Linked DNA regions of Homo sapiens: all the other regions are linked to region 1. Evidence: chromatin contacts called from ENCODE Hi-C or POLR2A ChIA-PET data. All regions are on one chromosome and are shown on one strand. The core of a region is the stretch at or near the end of the contact, and the rest is flanking DNA. Distances in the headings are between cores, read along the strand shown.

Region 1 (3,380 bases), core at 461-2,960:
TGGGGCAGGAGAATCGCTTGAATCCAGGAGACAGAAGTTGCAGTGAGCCGAGATTGTGCCACTGCACTCCAGTCTGGGCAACAGAGCGAGACTCCGTCTCAAAAAAAAAAAAATTATTAAATTGATTTGAATGCAAGGTACAAATTTTTTTTTTTTTTGATACAGTGTCTCACTCTGTCACCTAGGCTGGAGTGCAGTGGCAGGATCATGGCTCACTGCAGCCTTGACCTCCCAGGCCCAAAGGATTCTCTCACCTCAGCCACCCGAGTAGCTGGGACCGAGTAGCTGGGACCACAGGCGACGCCCGGCTAATTTTTTTTTTTTTGTAGAGGCGGGGTTTTGCCATGTTTTCTATGCAGGCTGGTTTCGAACTCTTGAGCTCAAGCAATCTGCCGGCCTTAGCCTCCCGAAGTGCTGGGATTGCTGAGAATTAATATGTATGCACTGATGATCCTCTCAACAATCCAAAGCAGTAAAACTATTACTTCTGTTTGTGAGTGTGGAAACCGAATTTAGGTAACCAGACAGCTCAAGGAATAGGGCTGCTTTGAATGACGATTATCTTCTAGGCAATTTGCAGCAACGTCAAAGGGCAGGGCCAGTAACAGGGTGGGGTGAGGTCTCAAAAAATTCAGTAATCAAAATGAATAACATTAATGCAATATTTTTTAAAAAATTAAATCAATAATCTACAGCTCATGAGGTAAATAATATGCCCGCTTTTGTAAATAAAGTTTATTGGAAACAGGGATGGAATTAGGGTGAGGTGATTGAGGCAAGGTCGTGCAAATGACTGGTCGGATCTCGTCTTTGTTTAAACGTCTGATATTTTGTTCAATATCAAATCATAAAAAGTTTTTGCATTAATTTTGGTTTTTTAAAAATATTGCATTAAAATATGAGTTTGATTGAGGGTTTTGGCGCCCCTTTAAATTTTGCTCCTAAGGCGGGAGTGCCTTGCCCGAATCCGGCCCAGAAAGGACACAGCTCTGGAAACATCTGTTTTCTATGCCCAATTTCGCCAGGGAGCTGCCAGCCACCAGCCAGGAGCCCCAGCGGTGACTTCCCCACTCGGGGCCCGGTCGGAAAACGCAAAGGGCCTGCGCGCGATGACCTCCAGGGCCCCTCCCAGGCCCAGTGTGGAACTCCCTAACACCCTCGCTCGCCCTCTCTCTGCGGAGAATCCCCCCGCACCGCTGCGGCCGGGTTCGGCTAGAGCCTCCCGGCTTTCAGAGCACCCTGAGGGGAGGAGCTTCCGCGACAGGAAACGCGCCAAAGGGGAGGGCTGGCGGCAGGAACCGGCTGAAGAGGGGCTGGGCTGCCGGCAGTGCGCGCCGCAGAGACCTGGAGCTCTCCGGCCACGGAGCCCGAAGCGCGGGAAGCCCGGCGGCGGGACGGGATGCCCGGTCGGAACCCATCCCGGCCGAGTCTCGAGGCCGCGGGAGCCGGCGCGGCGAACGCCGGGAGCCGCAGTCCTCCCGCCCGGGCGCCTCGGGTCAGCGGGGTCTACCCCGGCCCCACCTAACCTCTCGGTGCCCGGCCTTCTAAGCCCCCGTGGGGGGCGTGTGCATAAACTCACCTCAGAACCCACCTCGCCTGTCATGACTTCTGCCTCCCCTGCGCTCCACTAGGGACGGAGCTGTCTCTGATTCCCTCAGCCGGAGAGCAGCGGCTCCCGCCGTCTCCAGCCCAGCAGTGCTGTTCTTGCTTTCCCGCCCAGCCAGAGTGGAGGTCCCACCCAGATGGTTTGCACCAATCCAGAGGGGGCTTTCCAGCGAGTCCCCGCCCCCTTCCGACCCACCAATCACGCAGCGCCTCTGGCCGCCCAATCTCCTATTACCCAGGCTGAGTTGGCGGGTCGCAGCTGCTGGTAGCGGAGCCTGGGGGAGCTGGAGGTGCACGGGGGCGGGGCAGTCGGTACCAGGCGAGCCGTGGTCTTTGACCTTTGACACTTGCCAAAGCATCGAGTGCGATTGGAGGGGTGAGTCTTTCGGGGGGAAGTGAGCTGGGAAACGGTTCCTGGGCACCTGGGAGTGTCCTGTACCTGAACTTTTTAGAGGAATTCCAAGGTTCCCGTGGGGATTTTCTCCACTGACTTCATTTCTGGAGCAGCTAGATCCTGTGTGCCTCTTGTACATGACACTTACCACTGAATATATATATATATATATATATATATATATATATATATATATACACACACACACACATATGTACACACATATATACATACACATATATACACATACACATGTATGTGTATACACACACACTTTTTTTTTTTTTGAGATGGAGTCTCCCTCTGTTAGCCAGGATGAAATGCAGTGGCGCGATCTCGGCTCACTGCAACCTCCGCCTCCCGGGTTCAAGCGATTCTCGTGCCTCAGCCTCCTGAGTAGCTAGGATTACAGGCACCCGCCACCAACCCCTGGCTAATTTTTGTATTTTTAGTAGAGACGGGGTTTCACCATGTTGGCCAGGCTGGTCTCGAACTCCTGATCTCAAATGATCCTCGCCTCGGCCTCCCAAAGTGCTGGGAGGCCTCATACCCCTCACAGGCGTGAGCCACTGTGCCCGGCCCACTTTTATTTTTTAAAGAGGGCCGGGCTCCATGGCTCACGCTTGTAATCTCAACGCTTTGGGAGGCCGAGGTGGGAGGATGGCTTGAGTCCAGGAGTTTGAGGTTAGAGTGAGTTATGATCGCACCACTGCACTTCAGCGTAGGCGATAGAGGGAGACCTTGTCTCTAAAGAAAAAAGTTTTGTGGGCTGCTCAGATACCAAAGAATATGGTTGGATAATCTTTATAATTCTCTGTAGAGTTAATTTGAGGATGTAGAAAGCACTCATCACTCCTAGAGGGCATTCTACCTTTAAACAAGGCTGGAAAAAGAATTGAAGCTCTGAAATCAGGTTTATCCCAGACACAGTTCTTTTTTTTTTTTTTTTTTTTTTGTTGAGACAGAGTCTCTCCCTGTCACCATGGCTGGGTGCAATGGCGTGATCTCGGCTCACTGCAACCTCCGCCTCCCGGGTTCAAGCGATTCTCCTGCCTCAGCCTCCTGAGTAGCTAGGATTATAGGCATGTGCCACCACGCTCAGATAATTTTTTGTAACTTTAGTAGAGACAAGATTTCACCATTTTGGCCAGGCTGATCTTGAACTCCTGACCTCGTGATCCGCCCGTCTCAGCCTCCCAAAGTGCTGGGATTACAGGTGTGAGTCACCGCACCTGGCCTATCCCAGACAATTCTAATCCCAGTTTTGCCACTGTGCTGGCCATTATTTTTTGCCTCTCCAGGTCAATTCTCTGTCCTTCCTTTACCCTGGTGTGTGTCAAGGCAAGGCTGACCTCTCTAGACTGTATTATCCCAGCTCCCT
Region 2 (3,380 bases), core at 605-3,104, 470 kb before region 1:
CCCAGTAACTGTTCTTACCTTTTCTTTTTCTTTCTTTCTTTCTTTTTTTTTTTTTTTTTTTTTTGAGATGGGAGTTTCGCTCTTATTGCCCAGGCTGGAGTGCAGTGACGCCATCTTGGCTCACTGCAACCTCCATCTCCCGGGTTTAGGCGATTCTCCTGCCTCAGCCTCCTGAGTAGCTAGGATTACAGGCGTGCGCCACCACACCCTGCTAACGTTTGCATTTTTAGTAGAGACGGAGTTTCACCATGTTGGTCAGGCTGGTCTTGAACTCCTGACCTCAGGTGATCCACCTGCCCTGGCCTTCCAAAGTGCTGGGATTACAAGCGTGAGGCACCGCGCCCAGCCTGCTCTTACTTTTTCTTTCTTTCTTTTTTTTTGAGATGGAGTCTCGTTCTGTCTGCCCTCACTTTCACACAATAAACTTGGCGAGACTGAATTCAACTAATTTTGTAATTCAGTTTGCACAATTAAATTTTGCATTTGATTTTCAGCAATATCAACCTGTGGTTATATAAGAATTAAGATTATTAATACAAAAATGAGCCAGGCATTTTGGCTTACACCTGAGGGTGAGATGGGAGGATGGTTTGAGCCTGGGAGGCAGAGGTTGCTGTGAGCTGAGGTTGCAGTGAGCCGAGGTCACGCCACTGCACTCCAGCCTGGGTGCTTGTCACAAAAAAAAAAAAAATGTATATATATTTTTAAGGTTATCTTGAAAGGTCTCTCTTTCTCTGACTGTGACTTGAGCTGACTTAACGGACCTGAACTTGTTATTTTCATCAGAAATGCAGAAGAGCACTTAGAGAATTCATCTCACATAACAGACTTTGTAGCCATCATTACTGCTTTACTAGTTAAGTGCAACAGCCATTTGGGTTCCCAAGGTACTTGCTTTAGTTGGCATTTCATCATCACCAACCACAGGTGATAGCCTGATTAACTGTGATGCCCCTGCATATGTGGGATTATTACCAAACTAGTTCCTGCTTGAGCCCTATACTCAAGCCTAAGGACACAACGAAAAGCAATTCTGAATCCCATTTTTGTGTGCCTGTCTCCTATGACCACTGCCACTACCAGTCCTGTATCAGAGGACAGAAACCACACAGTAATTTGAATATGGAAAGTTTAACATAAAGAATTATTTACCATTAATGGGGAATTAACTCTAAGGCTTAAAGAGAATGCTAAAGATACAGAATAACAGTAGAGGGAGCGGCCACTGCCTCTAGGTCTGAGGCAAAGTTAACAAGGATGGAATAAATCTGGATGATGGCCAGCCCACCAGCTTCAAGGCTGAGATTCAGATCTTGTTGGAGAAGGTGTGGTCCACTGGATGCTGGAAACATCTGAGGTGGGGCAGGCTTTTGCTGGCAATTAAAAAATGCCCCCCTGGGGTGCCAATAAAAGTCAGTAGGATGGTGAGTCCCTCATCTCTACGAAAAATAAAAATATTAGCTGGACATACTGGTGTGCACCTATGGTCCCAGCTACTTGAGAGGCTGAGGTGGAAGGATTGCTTGAGGCCAGGAGATCAAGGCTGCAGTGCACTCACTGTGTTTGTACCACTGCACTCCAGCCTGGGCAACAGAGGATACTGTGTCTCAAAAAAAAGTCACTAGGAAGCCCCTTGCTGAATCTGGCTAAGAAGATAGGCTGGGACACTGGCAAAATTCTCTGGGAAGTCTGTCTCCCATAGGGGTGCTGCTGAAACTTGCAGGGTAGGTGCTTTCTGGAGTGCTGACAAAACTTGTCAGGAAACTACTCATGCGTGTGTGCCTGTGTCACTGAGACTTGCTGGGGAGTTGGTCTCTGGGAGGGCCATTTGGAGTCCTGCACAACACCTCCACTGGAGCAAGCCGGCTAGAGAACAGTGTTAACAGGAAGAGAAGCCCCTTCCTTCTAGAGTATTCCTCCAGTGCCATCTACTGACAAAGGTTAACATTGTGCCAGCTGGCAAAGGAGAAAGTTTTGCAGGGTCCATCTCCATTATGTAAAGCAGGGCAGAGAAGAGTGGGTTTGGAGTTGAGAGGCAATCCATTTGTAACTGGTGAGAACCCACATAGTTACATTGCCATACTCTTTACTTAGGGTAGATGCTTGTTTTCATATGGTGTCATTTTCCTTCTGCTGAGGGACTTTCCTTTAATACCTCTTGTAGACTGGTCTGGTAGTGATGAATTCTCTGTTTCTGAACAAGTATTTATTTTGCCTTCAGTTTTGAAAGTTTTTTTTTTTTTTTTTTAAGAAACAGAGTCTTGCCATGTGGCCCAGGCTGAACTCAAATTCTTGAGCTCAGGTGATCCTCCTGCCCCAGTCTCTTGAGTAGCTGGGATTACAGGTATGCACCACCACACCTGGTGTAGTTTTGAGAGATATTTTTGCAGGATTTTGAATTCTAGATTGACATTTTCCTTTACTTTCAGTACTTTAAAGATGTTGCTCCTATACCTTCTGGATTGCATTGTTACCAATGGAAGGTGTTCAGGTTCTTGGCGTCTTGAACAAAGAATTGGACAAAACACACAAACAAAGCGGGAAAAGAATGAAGCAAAAAAAAAGCAGAGATTATTGACAATGAAAGTAAACTTCACAGTGTGGGAGCTGGTTGGAGCATAGGGGCTCAAGGGTGCCATTACAGAATTTTCTGGGGTTTAAATCCTCTTTAGAGGTTTCCCATTGGTTACTTGGTGTACACCCTTTGTAAATGAAGTAGTGGCCCCCAATGAGAGGCTGAAGTTAAGTTACAAAAGTTATACCCTATGCAAACCTCTGGTTGTGGAAAGCAACCAATCAAAGGCTAAAGTGAAGTTACAAAGTTATACTTCTGTGCAAACAAAGACTTAGCCAGGAATCAGTCTGAATAGTTGCCTGGTAAGTTGCAGAAAGCAACCAATCAAAGGCTAAAGTGAAGTTACAAAGTTACACTCTTATGCAAACATCTGATTGGTTGCAGAAAGCAACCAACAGAGATTCTTTCTTTCTTTCTTTTCTTTTTTTTTTTTTATGAGACAGAGTCTTGCTCTGTTGCCCAGGCTGGAGTGCAATGGTGCCATCTCGGCTCACTGCAAGCTCCGTGCCCTGGGTTCATGCCATTCTCCTGCCGCAGCCTACAGAGTAGCTGGGACTACAGGCGCCTGCCACCACGCCTGGCTATTTTTCTTGTATTTTTAGTAGAGACGGGTTTTCACAGTGTTCGCCAGGATGGTCTCGATCTCCTGACCTCGTGATCCGCCCACCTTGGCCTCCCAAAGTGCTGGGATTACAGGCATGAGCCACTATGCCCGGCAACAGAGATTCTTTCAATTTTCCATCTGCCACATAGAAAAAGAGTGGGGTTTGCAAAGGGAGTAGCCTCCAGCCCTTCTGTTACTTAG
Region 3 (3,380 bases), core at 340-2,839, 450 kb after region 1:
CCCCGTGGCTCACGCCTGTAATCCCAGCACTTTGGAAGGCCGAGGCAGGTGGATCACTTGAGGTCAGGAGTCTGATACCAGCTTGGCCAACGTGGCGAAACCCCGTCTCCACAAAAAGTAGAAAAATTAGCCGGGTGGTGGCATATGCCCGTAAAATCAGCTACTCAGGAGGCTTAGGCAGGAGAATCGCTTGAACCTGGGAGGCAGATGTTGCAGTGACCCAAAATCGCACCACTGCCCTCCAGCCTGGGCGACATAGGGAGAATCTCAATAAATAAATAAATAAATAAATAAAAATAAAATCAATTAAATTAGAACGTTTTAAGAAGCACTGCGCAGTACGTCGACCACAAGAAGTGCTCAAAGAAGGAAGAAAGAGTAAGCCGTGTGCAAGGAATGCTGCCGAAGCCACTAAGGGCAAGGGCTGATGTGGCGTGGTCTGCTACTTGAGTTGAGCCTTGCAGCTTTTCTCTTAGGAAGAGCATTAGATTTCTTTATTAATTGATGTGTACTGTGTCTACTTTTCTCTGGAGGTGCAGAAATCCATCAAAACTGATCTCGGCTCTCAAAGAGCTCACAGTCTTGTCGGGGAAGGCCCCGATACTTACAGAGTAAGATGCAAACTTACTGTGGGAACACAGGCATAGGGAGGAGCTAGTCAACTTTGAAAGCATCACAGATGACCTATGAGATGGGTCTTAAATGTTCAGAGACACTAGAGCAGAAATTCCGGAGGAAACCAGCCTGTGCAAAACTGATAAACGCAGAGATTCTCAAATTTGTAGGTGGGTAAGAATCACCCGAGAGATCGGTTTAAAATGTAGACTGCAGGGAGACACTCCCCGGTAAACTTTTGGTTCAATACCCCAGTAGCACCCATTTTAACAAACTTCCCAGGACGACAGTCAGAAAATCATAGTTACAGAAGGCAGGCTGGGGAGAGGCGGTTTCTGGGTCTCCGAATGAGGTCACACAATTAAAATTAAAAAAACGAAACCAAACCAACCCCTCCATTTGCGTTGCGCTTTCAGGGTGCTTGAGGCTTTCCTGTGCCTTACTTTGTCGGAGCCTGGCAACATCGCTGTGGGGTAGAAATTACAAGTCTCATTTCACAGGGGAGGAAACAAGTTTAGAGAGGAGGGATGAATTTGCTCAAGGTCACAAAGCGGAAGGGAGCGCAGCAGAGACCAAAAACAGGGAGACTCGACTTCCAACTCGGAAGCTTTTCAACAAGGCAAGCTGGCCCGGAGTGGGTGGGGCTCAGACTCTCCCTCCAGGCTGGTTCCAAAATGGTGGGGGCAGTGGCGTCAGCAACGCCCCCGCCCCTTCCGTCCACCGCCCTCCTCCATCTCCAGGCCACCCAGGCGGGGGGAGGGGACGGCCCCGAGCAACCCACGTGACCGCCGACAACCGAGCGCGTGACGCAAAGCGGCGGGCCCAACGCTCGCCTTGTCTTTTGGGAAACGTAGTTCTGATGGCAGCCAAGTCGGCCAGGAGAGGAGGGCGTAGGACTACATTTCCCAGGAGGCAGCGGGTCTACGCCGTCGCCGTCGTCGGAGAGCGGAGACGCTGGGCGCGCTGTGGGGCGGGGGCGAGGTTCGGGCTGGTTGTTCCGTTGCGAGCTGCAGCTGCGATCTCTGTGGTAGGCCCAGGTGAGTGAGCGCCTCTGATGGAAGTTAGGGCAGCTTAACCGGCTCTAGTGGTTTCGTCTCTTATCTTTTTTCCCCAGCTGCTGGTCAGGGGCTCGGGGAAGGCCTGGCGTGGAGTCGCTCCCCCCAGCTTACACCCTGGCCTCTTCTGAGCGGGCTCCGTTCCCTCCGGCTCCTCCCCTTCCCCGCCCTTTAGGTCTTCCCCTGGCCCCGGCCTAGCTCCCAAGGCTCTTGGTCGCCTTCTCTGCAGAGCAGCTCCTACGCCGCTTTATCTTGCAGTCGGCCTGGGGGCGGCCACTCCCTACTCCTCCCGTTTTGGTCGTATGAACCCCGTTATTTGGATTTCTTTTCCCGGAACTCCCGAGTGCCCTTCCCCCCACCCAGTCCCCATTGGCCTGGTTCGGTCTTCTCCTAGGGCGCATGTGGCTGCCACTCAGTAAATGTTAGTACCGCTTCCGTTCTTTCCAGCCTGGTGGCCAAAAACGGGATAGTCCAAATTTGTCTCCTACGGGAATATTAGAGTTCTCACTTTTTTCTTGGGCTGGAGCTGAGGCCGGCTTGCATTCCAGTGGCAATCGGCGTGAGTTCTGCTTATATGAGGTGAATTATTTTGCTTCTCTTAGCACCTAAGCAACTTTTATCAACTGTTGTCTTTGACTTTACAAATCTTAGGGGTGGAGCATGGCAGCAGAAGCTGGGGAGCAGCAATGGTGCACAGAAGTTGGAAGCCATCAGTGGCAGTACAGTGTTTATGGGGAATTTGTTACTTGGGGTGAAGGGAAAGCCTCTGAGAGTATAGAAGGACCTGGCAAGAGAGAGGCAGTGAAGCTTCTGTTGGGAGCATAACAGAAGTATCCTGAACCAGTTGGCTTGGGTTTAAATCTTGGCCCTGCTATCTTTTGATCTTAGGTCAAGAGTCTTCATCTCCAGCTGCCTCAGTTTTCTTATCACTAAAACAGCAGTAAGTAACAGTGACCCCTTTACAGGGTTATTGTGGAGACTAAATGAGATAAAATAAAAATCACTTAGCCACTGTTAAAAAGTAATATCATCATTTATAGGTTTTTTTTTTAGAGTGTGCGCCGAGAGAGATGAGGCGTGTATCACACCGTTATTTTTCTTCTGTTTCAGATGACCCTGACTTTTTTCGTTTGTGGAAGTACTGTTGTAGTCTGTTCTGTAATTCTAGACAGTCTGACGTGTGTATTATGATTTAGAAGCTTGTTAAATAGCCAAAACCGGCTCCTGCCATGAACAACTTGTGGAGCAAATCGGGCTCAGTTTGTTCTTTGCCGGGAGATGTATTTTGTGAGCCAATGTTCATACGTTAATGATAAGTTTTACTGCAGCCATTTGGGCTTAATTGCATTTTGTAAGAGAGTTGTGTTGAGGTTTCTGTAAGAAGTGATTTGATTAAAAACCTCTATATCCAGTGTAATTCCATCTCTTTGTTTTTTAAACGTTTTAACACCAGAGAAAGATCTCCAATTTTGGAGACTGATGTTTTTAGTTTTGTAGACTAGGTACAGTTCAATTTTAGCAGTGGTGATGGTAGTAGTAGTACCACCTTAGTGTATTTATTTAATACCAAATATATAGGTACTTTTAAATTTGGTTTAGCCTGCAAAATATGGATTACAAAAAGAGTGATCTATTTTGTTCCGAGGAATTGGAGGGAGGAAGCTTGGAATATTTCTGAGATTAGCACAGAGATGGGAAATGTTGATGACT
Region 4 (3,380 bases), core at 493-2,992, 380 kb after region 1:
AATGAAGGCAGGAGTGGGCTAAGTGACTATCTAGAAGAAGGGAGTTCCAAGAGCCTTGAGGGCAGGAGTATGCTGCTGCCCCTCCCTAATTACCTTACTTCACTGAAACGAAGAATACTGGGGGCTGGGGGTAGAGTCTGCAGATTTTTGTTAAAGATTTCAATATTGATTTCAGGCTTAAAAAATGGATAAAATGAGAGCAAAGTACAAAAACTAACCAGGAAGACCTCTACTCATCTCATAGGAAAAGGAGAAAGAAACATTTACCATGCCCCTCACATTTTACACCATCCCATTTAATATTAGGTAGACATTACTATCCCCATTTTATAGATAAAGAAATTGAAGATCAATCAAGTAAGTCAGAATTCCAACCAAGGTCCATGTGTTTCCCCTTACCTGACATTGTTTCCTAACAAAATATTCTCGTCTTTTGGCCGGGTGTGGTGGCTCACCCCTGTAATCCCAGCACTTTGGGAGCCTGAACAGGCAGATCACTTAAGGCCACGAGTTCGAGACCAGGCTGGCCAACATGGTGAAACCCCGTCTCTACTAAAAATACAAAAATTGGTCAGGCGCAGTGGCTCACGCCTGTAATCCCAGCACTTTGGGAGGCCGAGACAGGCGGATCACCTGAGGTCAGGAGTTCGAGACCAGCCTGGCCAACATGGTGAAACCCCATCTCTACTAAAAATACAAAAATCAGCCAGGCGTGGTGGTGGACACCTGTAATCCCAGCTACTCGGGAGGCTGAGGCAGAAGAACTGCTTGAACCTGGGAGGCAGAGGTTGCAGTGAGCCAAGTTAGTGCCACTGCACTCCACCCCGGGTGACAGAGATTTCGTCTGGGGGCGGGGGGAGGGAGGGAAGAACGAAAGAAAAATGACCTAAGTCTGCAGCCCCAGCCCCTAGTCCAACTTTATAGGACCATATGGTGTCCAAACTATTCCCTGGGAAAGAAGGGAGCCACCCACTCCATTAGAGGGGCACCACTCACTGCTTACTCTGGCCCATCTCTTATTCCATTGAATAAAACGTTCCTTTCTGGCACGACCAGTATCTGAACATCTCTCACAATACCCACGCCACAGTACGAGACACTGTAGCCTAAGAGTAAAGCCTAACAGTCAGCTCCTAGCATTAGCTTTGGAGTTAAACACGGGTCCAAATCCTAACTTCCCAGGTGTAAATATGGGCAAATTACGTAAGCTCTCCAAGCTGTAAAACGGCAATGTTATCCATCTGATAGGGGCTACTCTGCAGATTAACTGAGATGCTGTAACGTGCGTGGCCCGGTGCCCAACACATAGTAAGAGAGAAGTTAAGTGGCAGTTATTGGTATTTATTACCGTCGTTGTTGTTGGCTTAGCACAGAGCTGCACTCAGGCCTTGGGGGCGGGGTCTCCTCCGGGGAACTTCTCCGACGGTCCCCTCACCTGCCTGGAACGCCCCCGGAGTGACCCAGCAAGAGGCTTCCCCTTGCCAGAGCTCACAGGAAGGCCCTTTTCCAAACGCACCTCGCGCTCGGCGCCGGGCCCCTTCCCTGTACGCCTCAATTTCGCCCCGCCCGCCGAGGTCACGCGCTCCAAGTTACCATTTTCTTGCTCTCGGTGCCACGGTTCGCCTGCCTCGACATGGTGCCGGCCGCCCCGCCCCACTCGCCTAGCCACGGGTTAGCTCGGCGACCCCTGCAGACGCCGGAGCCTAAGCCGCTGCCCCTCAGCCCACAAGACCGACCGGCACTGACTCACTGCGCCTGCGCGGCCTCCCGCGGGGCACCACGGGACTAGTGGTCCGGCCGACGTGGGCAACTCCCGCCCAACAAACGTCAGACTACAACACCCAACAGCCCCTTTGGCAGCACCGCCTCTTAACACAGTCAACTACAACTCCCGGAGTGCTCCGCGCGCGCCTGCCTGGTAGAGCCCAGCTTGCGCTGGGCAGCATCCTGGCCGCTGGGTGGCGTCCGCAGCCTTCGGTAATCCTGGGTCACACACACGCTTCCTCCTTGTCCCCCTCCCCCCGCGCCCGGCTCAGAGATGATGCTCCACAAATTCCTCTCTCGCCGGGGTTGGTCTTGGAAAGTCCCTCTTTCGAGCTAGCGTCTTCCGCTGTTGCGATTCAGCTCCAGAAGCTCCCAAGATGTCCCAGAAAACTAGCAATGACTCACACAGAATTGGCTTCTTCATTAGAAAAATATTTAATGACCTACTATGTGCCAAGCATTTCGCTAGTGTCTTTCTCTTCAGACTGCCAAACCCCAAATGATGCCAGCACCTGCCTTCTACCACCTGTGGCCTCGTGATGGAATATCCAGTCTTTTAGGTAAAGTTCAAGTCACTTTCTCCCCCTCCCTCCCCCTAGAACAGCTACACTGCCTGGTTCCCAGAAAACAAAGATCACTAACTGTCGTGGCCGTCAGTTCTGAGTTCTAATCCCAGCTTTGCCATTTTAGGCAAGTTGCTAAATCTCTCTCAGTTGTTGTAAAGACTGGTGAGCCACGCATGCCCAGCACTTGGGCGCATAAAAGGCATAAAAGAAACGTGTATTCCCTTCCAGCCACCCTCCAAAAACAAGCCAACAAACAGGCACCAGAAACACGAAGGGAATGTGCTGGCTGAACTCTCACCCATCACCAAGGGGAAGTCTATAGTCCCTGACCACAGCTCTTTGGTTTCAGCTCCCGCGGTCTCTCAGCTGGTCAACTCTGAGGAAGCTGGGCTGGGGGGTCCCTGAGCACTCTCTGTTCACTTAGGCCTGGTAGCCTGACTGTAGCAGCTGCATTCTGGCCCCTAGCCCTCACCATGACAACCAGCCTGTCCAGACACGAGCCAGCCAGGCTAGGGAGGGCTGGGGGGCCGCTGAGGCTGCAAGCTGGTGCCCAGGGTTCCCCCAGTCCCTCCCTCAGGGTGCAGGACCAATCATTATTATACCCTTTTCCCCAGACATTCTGTTTCCTCCCTAGAGGCAGTGACCCCTCACTCTCCATCCTGTGTAATGCCACAGGGGAGGGAGCCAAGGGCCGAGGGCTCTGGGAAGGAACTTGAGGGTTGGTTGGGGTTGGGGGAGGAAAGCAGGAGTCAACTAGCCCCCAAGGGCCAGCTCAGCTAGACAAGAGCCCTCTGCATTCCCAGGACAGAGGACAGCTGAGGTGAAAGCTGCAGTTGGCCAGCCGGTCTGTCGGTCTGGGCTCCTCCCTGCCGGCTGCCCTTGGCTGCCCACAGAAACCTGAGTCACACTCACAGCCAGCCACCCAACCCCACCCTGCCTGCTGTCAAGCAGGGCGGTTCTAGAGAGAGTGGAGGTGGAGCCTTTCCCTGCCTGTCCAACAGCCTCCGAGATTTTGCCTCTCTCTGCCTGGGATTCCTCCTCTTGGCGTCT
Region 5 (3,380 bases), core at 247-2,746, 320 kb after region 1:
CGTGAGTCCAGCAGGTGGAAACCAGTCACTCTGTCCCCTGCAGACCTTGGAGGAGATCGCTGAGCTGCAGGAGGACATCCGGCACCTGGAGGAGGATCTGCGCACAAAGCTCCTGAGCCTGAAGCTGTCCCATACCCGGCTAGAGGCCAGAACCTACCGGCCCAACGTGGAACTCTGCCGGGACCAGGTGAGAGGGTGTCCCAGTGGCGCACGGGCCCCCTAGCCAAGGTTTTCTCATATTCCTGATGGAGCAAGGGCACTGCTGTCAAGGGGCAGCACTCAGGTAAAGGACAGTGTGGCTGACTTGGAACTCCCAACCCCTCTGCCTCCAGGCACAGTACGGCCTCACCGACGAGGTTCACCAGCTAGAGGCAACCATCGCTGCCCTGAAGCAGAAGCTGGCGCAAGCACAGTAGGTCTCGGGAGTGGGCGGAAGGAGCAGTGAGACGCTGCCCACAAATGGGGCCTCTTGCTGGCTGCTGGCTCCCTGGGGCTGTCTTCCTGACTGAAGGCTATGCACGCAGCCCAGGCCTCCCAGCCTCATGGGGGCTGGGGGGTTGTCAATGTCCTTCCCTAGGGACGCACTGGACGCCCTGTGCAAGCACCTGGCCCGGCTGCAGGCTGACATTGCCTGCAAGGCCAACTCCATGCTGCTGGACACCAAGTGCATGGACACACGGCGCAAGCTGACCGTGCCTGCTGAGAGGTTCGTGCCTGAGGTGGACACCTTCACACGTACCACAAATAGCACCCTGAGTCCACTCAAAAGCTGCCAGCTGGAGCTGGCCTAGCCTTGGAGGACTGCAGGAGGAGGGCAGGGTTGGGTGGGCAATGGAAGGAGGGAGGAGAGAAATGAATGGAATAAATGCAGAGGATCTCAGGCCGGCTGTTCTCTGCCCCACTGTATGTAGCCAGCAGGGAGAGGGTTCTTGAACACCCTCCTGTCTATGGAGGAGCAAAGATGGGGAACACTATTCCTCCGAACTCCATGTACCAAATCCAGTTCTTTCCCTCCCCTCAGGGCACCCCTCTCTGGGCTGGGTCAGCACTCCTGGGCTGCAGCAGCGCGGCCTCTACCTGGCTGTGTCCCAGTTGGCCCCTGGTCCGCCCTCCTGATGCTTAAGGGAGGCCCACAGGGGGCAAGGGCCCGGTGGGAGGGCTTGGGGGTGGTCCCGGCCTCGGTGGGGAGGGCCGGCTGGGGGTGCGGAGTTAGGGTTGCTCGCCTGCGGAAGGCAGTGTGGGCTGCAGTGATCCAATGGTCTGGCTCAGTGCCCATCCCCCGGAGACCCCATAGTGGCCTTCCCACCCAGTTAGCCCAGTGGTGAGGAGCGGAAAACCGAGACTCAAAGCACAGGCTGGCGGGAAGTGCGCGGCGCCGCGACTCCGGGCCGCTGGGCGGCGCTGTGGGCCTGGCGGCGGAGTGGAAACTCTAGGCCCCAGGGAGCGCTGCGGACGGAAGTAGGGAAACTGTGAGGGCGGCACCGGAAGTGGCGAGCAGTCTGCGCGCGGATGGCCGCAGCGGCGATGGCGGCAGCGGCAGGTGGAGGGGCTGGCGCGGCCCGCTCCCTCTCGCGCTTCCGAGGCTGCCTGGCTGGCGCGCTGCTCGGGGACTGCGTGGGCTCCTTCTACGAGGCCCACGACACCGTCGACCTGACGTCAGTCCTGCGTCATGTCCAGAGTCTGGAGCCGGACCCCGGCACGCCCGGGAGTGAGCGGACAGGTGGGCGGGGCCGGGCGCAAGTCAGAGGCCGTGCGGGAGGGAGGCCGAAGGGGCGCGGAGCCTCCGGGGGCGACGGGTCGGGGGTGCGCGGGGATGAGGCTGCCGAGGGCACCGGGGCCAGAGCCGGATGACCCGCAGACAGCTTGAGCTCAGCGAGTGCCAGTGCGATCTCCGGCCTTATAGACGTCTCGCCCCGAACATCCCGTGCTCGGGGCGTGGCAGCACCGGGGCCTCAACCGTGCAGGGTGTGGATAAACCCATCGTAAGTTGAAAATACCTGAAGTGGAAAGTGCGCTTTCAGCTTAGACGACCGTTTTATCTGGACGCAGCCCCATCGGACGTCGAGGAGCCTATGAATGCGTATCAGCGTTATCAGAAAGCCGAAAAAAACTTAAGTTGAACCATCCTAAGTCGGGGACTGTCTGTCCACCCTTGCCGACTTGACCTCTTTTTCCCGGTTCTCTAGAGTCAGTATACCACCAGCCCGTTCTCCACCCCGCAAGGCGTGCTTTGGAAGCCTGACTCTAATCGCGTCCTCCCCTGCCTAAAACCCTGCTGTGATTTCCCATTACCCTTAGTACAGAGCCACATTCCTTAACGTGTCCGACGTGGTCCGGCCCTCCCACACGTCTGCAGTTTCGTTTTCCGCCAGCCTTGGCCTTGCTTTCTGCTCTTCGGTTCCTCACACCATGATTCCTCTAGGCCAGGCGTTTGCATGCGCTGTCTCGCCTGTAAAACTAACTTCCCTTCCCTTGTGGGCTCAGATCCCGGCTCAGGTAGCAGGTGTGAGGTCAAGCAGAGGAGGTGAATCTTCTTGGAGAGCAGGTAGCATAGTAAGAAGAAAGGGCCATGGTCAGAACCCTGGAGAACACCGGTAATTAAGAGGGAGGGAGGGAGGGAAGGGGATTAGGGAAGGAAACAGTTTGATAGGAGGAGAAGCAGGAGTGGCTATCAACGAAACCTAGGAAAAGAATTTCAAAATGAAGACACTGATCACTGGTGGTGTGCTCCAGAGAAGTGAAGTAGGAGGAGATCTGGATCCAGAAACTATCATTTTCAATCTGGGTATGGTGGCGCACACCTATAATCCCAGCTACTCCAGAGACTGAGGTGGAAGGATCATCGCTTAAGTCCAGGAGTTCGAGACTAGCCTGGGCAACATGGCAAGATCCTGTCTATAAAAAAGAAAAACAAAACAAAAACAAAAAGACTGGAGCTGCAAGGATGGCAGCCACAAGGGGATGGAAGTTTTCTTTCAGAAATCAGAAGATCAAACCATGATGTAGGCTCATAATAAATAAATACATAAAATAGAAAGCAGCAGGACTGACTTGGAATAAAGAATTGCTGAAAATCCCATTGCTGAGATCCTAAGGCTTCCCAGGCCCACGAAAGTGAATGGGAGTGAGAAACTGATTTGAGGTCATTTTAGATGTGGTAACTCTGAAACATGAGTAGAGGCTGGGTGCCGTAGCCACAACTGTAATCCCAGCGCTTTGGGAGAGTCCACTTGAGCCCAAGAGTTTGAGACCAGCCTGGCAACAGGATGAAACTCCATCTCTACAAAAAAAAAAAAAAAAAAAAAAAAAAGCCAGGCGCAGTGGTGTGCACCTGTAGTCCCAGCTACTCGGGAGGCTGGGGCAAGAGGCTCCTTGAGCCT

The links. Hi-C counts contacts between places; a loop is a spot of excess contacts on that map. ChIA-PET counts read pairs that join two places held with the same protein, here RNA polymerase II (POLR2A). Pooled maps may share reads with other maps.
Region 2: a loop to region 1 is called in a pooled map, with 2.2 times the contacts of the local background. The contact joins the enhancer-like site here to the promoter of CLSPN in region 1. A Hi-C loop is called at or near these places in 3 of 50 pooled maps. POLR2A ChIA-PET finds 5 or more read pairs at or near these places in 2 of 52 experiments (GM10248 and WTC11).
Region 3: a loop to region 1 is called in a pooled map, with 26 times the contacts of the local background. The contact joins the promoter of THRAP3 here to the promoter of CLSPN in region 1. A Hi-C loop is called at or near these places in 2 of 37 single-sample maps with no recorded cell type and 11 of 50 pooled maps. POLR2A ChIA-PET finds 5 or more read pairs at or near these places in 6 of 52 experiments (CD4-positive, alpha-beta memory T cell, WTC11, activated CD4-positive, alpha-beta T cell and 3 more).
Region 4: a map with no recorded cell type shows a loop between it and region 1 (15-fold over the local background). The contact joins the promoter of TRAPPC3 here to the promoter of CLSPN in region 1. A Hi-C loop is called at or near these places in 1 of 37 single-sample maps with no recorded cell type and 6 of 50 pooled maps. POLR2A ChIA-PET finds 5 or more read pairs at or near these places in 5 of 52 experiments (WTC11, activated CD4-positive, alpha-beta T cell, activated CD4-positive, alpha-beta memory T cell and 2 more).
Region 5: a loop to region 1 is called in a pooled map, with 17 times the contacts of the local background. The contact joins the promoter of ADPRS here to the promoter of CLSPN in region 1. A Hi-C loop is called at or near these places in 1 of 37 single-sample maps with no recorded cell type and 9 of 50 pooled maps. POLR2A ChIA-PET finds 5 or more read pairs at or near these places in 1 of 52 experiments (activated CD4-positive, alpha-beta T cell).

Annotation. Positions count from the first base shown.
Region 1 is chr1:35,768,268-35,771,647 of GRCh38, forward strand. CLSPN (claspin) reads right to left here and starts at 1,711. Exons shown (of 25, transcript NM_022111.4): 1 at 1,580-1,711. The coding sequence starts at 1,603. CLSPN-DT (CLSPN divergent transcript) reads left to right here and starts at 1,828. Exons shown (of 3, transcript NR_199050.1): 1 at 1,828-1,981. RefSeq lists a silencer at 1,324-1,553.
Region 2 is chr1:35,296,802-35,300,181 of GRCh38, forward strand. The region is part of intron 1 of ZMYM4 (zinc finger MYM-type containing 4); the gene reads left to right. Among named protein-coding and RNA genes, the nearest start is that of ZMYM4, 30 kb to the left of the region's middle. Within about 2 kb of position 1,855, at least 2 of the 41 ENCODE cell types and tissues checked have a DNase peak (open chromatin) inside an H3K27ac peak, as active enhancers do.
Region 3 is chr1:36,222,854-36,226,233 of GRCh38, forward strand. THRAP3 (thyroid hormone receptor associated protein 3) reads left to right here and starts at 1,590. Exons shown (of 12, transcript NM_005119.4): 1 at 1,590-1,652. RefSeq lists enhancers at 387-556, 767-1,066, 980-1,507, 1,467-1,676, 1,508-2,036 and a silencer at 1,217-1,336.
Region 4 is chr1:36,147,744-36,151,123 of GRCh38, forward strand. TRAPPC3 (trafficking protein particle complex subunit 3) reads right to left here and starts at 1,743. Exons shown (of 5, transcript NM_014408.5): 1 at 1,594-1,743. The coding sequence starts at 1,635. RefSeq lists enhancers at 1,413-2,073, 1,427-1,506, 1,637-2,296.
Region 5 is chr1:36,087,396-36,090,775 of GRCh38, forward strand. It overlaps ADPRS (ADP-ribosylserine hydrolase), which reads left to right and starts at 1,497. Exons shown (of 6, transcript NM_017825.3): 1 at 1,497-1,720. The coding sequence starts at 1,510. It overlaps TEKT2 (tektin 2), which reads left to right. Exons shown (of 10, transcript NM_014466.3): 8 at 44-187; 9 at 333-412; 10 at 578-880. The coding sequence ends at 791. RefSeq lists enhancers at 1,000-1,585, 1,586-2,170 and silencers at 1,315-1,404, 1,515-1,944.